Linked DNA regions of Mus musculus: region 2 is linked to region 1. The links are chromatin loops, found by intact Hi-C in ENCODE. Cell type or tissue: left cerebral cortex. All regions are shown on one strand.

Region 1 (2,500 bases):
GAGAGAGAGAGAGAGAGCACTGTGTTGACCTCTGGCTCCCACAGGCTTTCTTGCACACTTGTATGGGTATACATGAATGTATGTACATACACACACACAGACATTCACACACAGAGAAACGGCAACAAAAAGAGTGTATCCCTATGGCAGAAAGTAGATCTAGGAAATAAGTACTTGTCTAGAAGAAATAATTTTCAAGTAATAGTAGCTGGGAGCTGACTTGTTAGGCTCTTCCAGAAGCCAGTGTCTAGAGAAACTATTCTTCTGCAACAAAGCCCGGGGGTGCCTTCATCTCAGCACCCCCATTCTCCTTGGGCAATTTGATTCGAAACAACTTGTTTTAGAAGTGTAGCCAGGCCTGCCCTGAGTAGGGACATGGGCAGATCTTGTTTTCCTGTGGGGCTGTACAGCTGCCAGCCATTTAGTGTCTGCCTGGTACTCGGGCATGTTTTCCTCTTTCCCTGCCCCCTCTTGTGGTTTCTACAATCGAAATGGTCGTTTTCTGCAAAGTGGGAAGGAGCCCTCTTTCTCGTAATCTCAGCCCTAGATCTGCTTTTGAGTCTGCATGCTTCGTTTTGCTCCCTGAAGGATAATTTGAAGATTTGAGTAATTAACCCAAGACTCCTAGGATGCCGTCTCTTGGAAGGGAGCGATTTTGCTGTGGAGTCGGCCGCTGTCAAGCACTAACTTCTTAATAATGGAGCCTTTCAGACCCTCCGCCATTGGCACAATGATGTACTTCAAGCTAGTGGCTTGGCAGAGTGTAAGCAGACCACTTCTATTCTTCCTTTACACAAAATGGTCCTCTTGATCTCTGGGTTGGAGCTATTTTTATTTTAGTTTGGTTCTTTTCTGCTTTTTAACTTGGGGAGCAAGGCTTTCTCTTATATTTTGATCCACTGCTTAATCTGTTGCCTTGCCCACCCCGCCCCCTAAAGACCCGCAAAAAAGACTCCCTTCCCAAGATCAGCAACTAGTCTCCCTTTCAGTAGATTTAGAATCCTGCCTTTGAGAAAGGCTGGGGACTCAGCTGCTAGAGGAACTAGGAGCTTGCTTCTCTGATCCCAGTACACTTCCTGCTATTAACATGGTAATGTCCCTGGCACAGCTCTGGGGACAATCACACCTGCAATTAAAAGCCAAATTAGGACATATCTTTTCTTGGCAAATGGGACCCACAGAAATCTGAGGACAGCTGCAACCAGCACCATGCCCACCATCCACCTGCCTTTAAATGCACCCTCCTTCCCAAGCCCTTAGCACAGAAAGGAACTATATATTGCAGGGGCTTTGTTTGTTTCTTAACTTGATGAATTGGTGCATTTTAAATGGCGTGCAAATGCTTAGCAAATACTTCTGTAACAAGCACTGAGACACATCGAGGCCAGTTTTCCATGGGTATTATACCCAAGATTGAAAGTATAACATCTAACTATAGATCCATAGAACATCTAAGATAACTATGCACTCATAAATAACAGCCTGGAAAACCAGTCATATACAGCTAAATCACTTGACAGTTAAACTTCCTCAAAAGTCAAGAAAACACTTGACATTTAGAAGTAATTTATAGCTAAATTTTCTCTCGTGTCAAGGATTCCAAAACACCCCTTACTTTTGCTTCACTTGTAAGCAAAGTTGGTTTTTAGTTGCTGGATCATTTCAAAAGTATACCCATTGGAATTAAAAAAAAACATACTTCAAACTTTATAAGAAGGTTTTTGTATATAGCTTATAGTGGAACACCTGCTCAACTTGGACAATGCTCAGGGTTTGATCCTAAGTTCTAAAATGATTAAGAATATGAATAATTAAAAAAAAAAGTTAATGTGGGATGCTTTAGACAACAGGGGCTTCCTAAGCCTTAAAACTACCCAGTTGGAAGAACTAAGAGATGTCAAGAGAGGCCACAGACACTCTGACACTCTCAGTCCAGGCTGGGAAGAAAAGGCCACCCATAATGCTGGGCCACCACTGCGCGTCATTGCTGGGACAATGGGAGCTGTTAGTAGCTATGTCTCCTGCTATCCCCACAGCCTGTTGCCTATGGAAGTTCTTGTGTGACAGATCTTCATGCTAACAAATCCTTTCTTCTCTACTTTTCCCATTCCTTGCTTCCTTGTGTATCATTGTGGCTACTTTTCTTTTCCCCTGCATCTGCTTGGTTCTGTCTGTGTCCGAGCCTGTACCTCTACCTCTGCCTGAGACTCTATCCCTGCCCCTGCCCCTGCCCCTGCCCCTGCCCCTGCCCCTGCCCCTGCCCCTGCCCCTGCCCCTGCCCCTGCCCCTGCCCCTGCCCCTGCCCCTGCCCCTGCCCCTGCCCCTGCCCCTGCCTCTGCTGAGCACTAGGCTTAAAGGTGTATCCTCTATACCTGGGGAGATATAGTTTTATAAAATCACCCCACTGGTTCCCCCACCCCAAGCAAAACGAAATATCATGTTTGCTGTCATATTACTTCTCCCAGTTGTGTGTCATCCAATTTTGGCAGGTTTGTTTTCC
Region 2 (2,500 bases), 51 kb after region 1:
GACATTCAAACTGTGTTGCTTCTGTTTAATAACTCAACTGTCATGACTGAAATTGGTGCATGCTGAAAGCCAGCCAAGGAAAGGCTTTCTGCTTCTTGGCACATAATCCTGTGTGACTACAGCAGAGAAACGATAGCACACGTTACAGAAGGTAACAGTGGAGGGCACATTTAAAGAAGGCAGTACAGATTTATTTTGCCAAGTTGGTTTTTTTCTTCCCCTTTTGTGAAATTGCAGGGTGTGGCCACGGAACACTATTGTTAATTGCTCATTGCAAATCCAACCCACACATCTCTCCTCGCCCAATGGCTCTTCTCGCTTAAGATAACTCCACCCAGTTCACAAAGCAGTAGGGAAGATATTTCCTGTCTTCGTGAAAAACACTTCCATCCTCTTGCTGCTTGGGGAGGAAGTGGAAAGAGAATACTGATCCTACACAACAGGATACAGAGCTCTGTGCTTGGGTCTCACCGCTTAGCTCTGATTTTACGAGCAGTTAGAACCTCTGAGCGTTATTCCACACAGGGAGCCAGAGCAAGTCTAAAGGAAGTCGAACAGAGTAGTAAGTCTCACACACATCAGAGATTCTTTCTATAACATCCCATATCTCTGTGGCTTGGCTTTCTTGGGTCTCTGTACATAGTGTGTGTGTGCGCATGAGCACAGGACAGTTATGAGGGGAGCAGGCATGTGTGACCCATCTCTGTGCATGCTCTTGTGGAGGTGGAAAAAGGCACTGAAAAGGACCAGTGCATGGCAGAGGAAGGGTTGGGGTAGGCAGGACCATCCAGAGAGCACACTAACGTCTTCATGGTCAAAGAAGAGTTCAGCAAGGGTCACAGTGTCTTAGCTCAGACTTACCGGAAACAGATACTAAATATACATCATGTAGGGATGGGGGTCCCAGAATATCAGGAAAGTCAGAGAAACGAACCTGGAAAATGAGGATTCCTAAGGGGTGATATTTGAACATGTGTCTGAGTGTCCCACCCAAGAGACAAGACAGGTAAGGAAGGCATTTGTATGTCAAATCTTGCTCTAGTTGCGGGTTGTCTTGTTGTCTATTAACTTGTGACCAGCCCTGCATGCAAGGTGTTCGTTCCTCTAGGAGGGCCAGACCAGCACAAAAGCAGATTTCTTCCCATAGAAAGCCATCGGGAATCTACAGAACTGTGGGATAGTAAGGGATGTGGCTGGGCCTAGCCTCTTTTATTGTGTCCCAATGTTGGTCTAGTCACTGTTTGAGTACTTCATCTGTAACTTTTTAAGGATGACCGGGTAGCTGTAGAAGAACTTCATTTCTCATTTAACTGAAGAGTATTGGTTGGAACCAGGCACCGTGGGCTCAACAGTAGAAAGTACTGACAAACACTCTTACTGAAGACACTGTTCTTTAGACTCTGATCTCAGTGGTGTAATCCACATGTGAATGAACACACTGGATCACACTGGAGTGCCTGTTAGAGCTCCTGACACCAAACCCAGCCGAGGGTGTAAGTGCACAGCCAATGCTGCTGCTGTCTGAGACTGCAGCCTGGCGGTGCTGAGTCAGTATCTCTGGACCCCAGCCTACCTTGGCCATGGCAAGCTTCCTCCTCCCTGGCTTTGACAAAAAGAGGGCTCAACCTCCTCTAGCATTTGTTCTCTGTGTGAAGGGAGCTCCTACAAGAAGCAACAGGACTGAACCCTCCCTGGCCCCTCAGCATGTCCCTGCTTGATTTGCAGTCTGCCTCATCCGACCAGTCGTGAGGTCTCAGTGCCCAGAGCGATCAGCAAAGCGTCCCACTCCCTGTTTGTGCTGGCTTGTGTCCCCGAGACTCACTGGAGGTGTCGGCTAAAGCTGTTTACTGGCTCCATCTGAAAACACCTCGAGGTGTTCTTAAAACTCTCTTTCCAGCTGCAATAGGGACAGGCATGGCAATGAGGCAAGAAACCAGAGGACATAACTAAACAAAATGGCCACAGGGCAGTTTAGAGGAACTTTTGAATAAGTAGCCTGTTAGTTAAGCCCAATATTGTTTTTGCATTAATGCATGCACACAGGATTCATAAATAAATAAATAAATAAATAAATAAATAAATAAATCTTCCTGTCATTTGTAGATCTCCCTCCCCTGCACAGAAGTTAGGCTAAGTCCAGCCTGAAGGAGCAAAGCAAGACAGAGTAGGATTAAATATCACTTTAATATGCTTGAAAAATAATAGCACAAAAATAGCTAATGCCACCATACAGCTTCCTTGCTGACTCTGTGTGTGTGTGTGTGTGTGTGTGTGTGTGTGTGTGTGTGTGTGTCTGGACCATATGATGCTAAGATGTTGGTAGAACTACATTACATAAAGAAAAGGCCTCAGTCAGCTCCTATAGACTCAGCAGCTTCCAAAGGGAAATGAAAACTATTGAGGCCACATGTCCACACTTAAAGATACACCCTCAAAGAAGAGCTCACAGGATCCGCAGCCTGTTCCTGTCTTCACCTCTCCACACTTCCCCTGGGTTAGA

Evidence for each region. A loop is a pair of places that touch in the nucleus more often than their neighbours do. Peaks named below come from ENCODE experiments on the same cell type or tissue, not always from the same donor. Only the 100,000 strongest peaks of a DNase experiment are listed, where the experiment ranks them.
Region 2: a loop joins it to region 1, with 2.4 times the contacts of the local background. A loop is called at or near these places in 7 of 42 quality-filtered maps.

What each region holds. Positions count from the first base shown.
Region 1 is chr13:112,164,639-112,167,138 of GRCm38, reverse strand. No RefSeq gene overlaps it. Among named protein-coding and RNA genes, the nearest start is that of Gm41063, 17 kb to the left of the region's middle. In left cerebral cortex, no CTCF peak of the experiment used is centred here; DNase peaks (open chromatin) are centred at 436, 678 and 1,100.
Region 2 is chr13:112,114,062-112,116,561 of GRCm38, reverse strand. No RefSeq gene overlaps it. Among named protein-coding and RNA genes, the nearest start is that of Gm41062, 14 kb to the right of the region's middle. In left cerebral cortex, a CTCF peak has its summit at 1,533; a DNase peak (open chromatin) is centred at 1,643.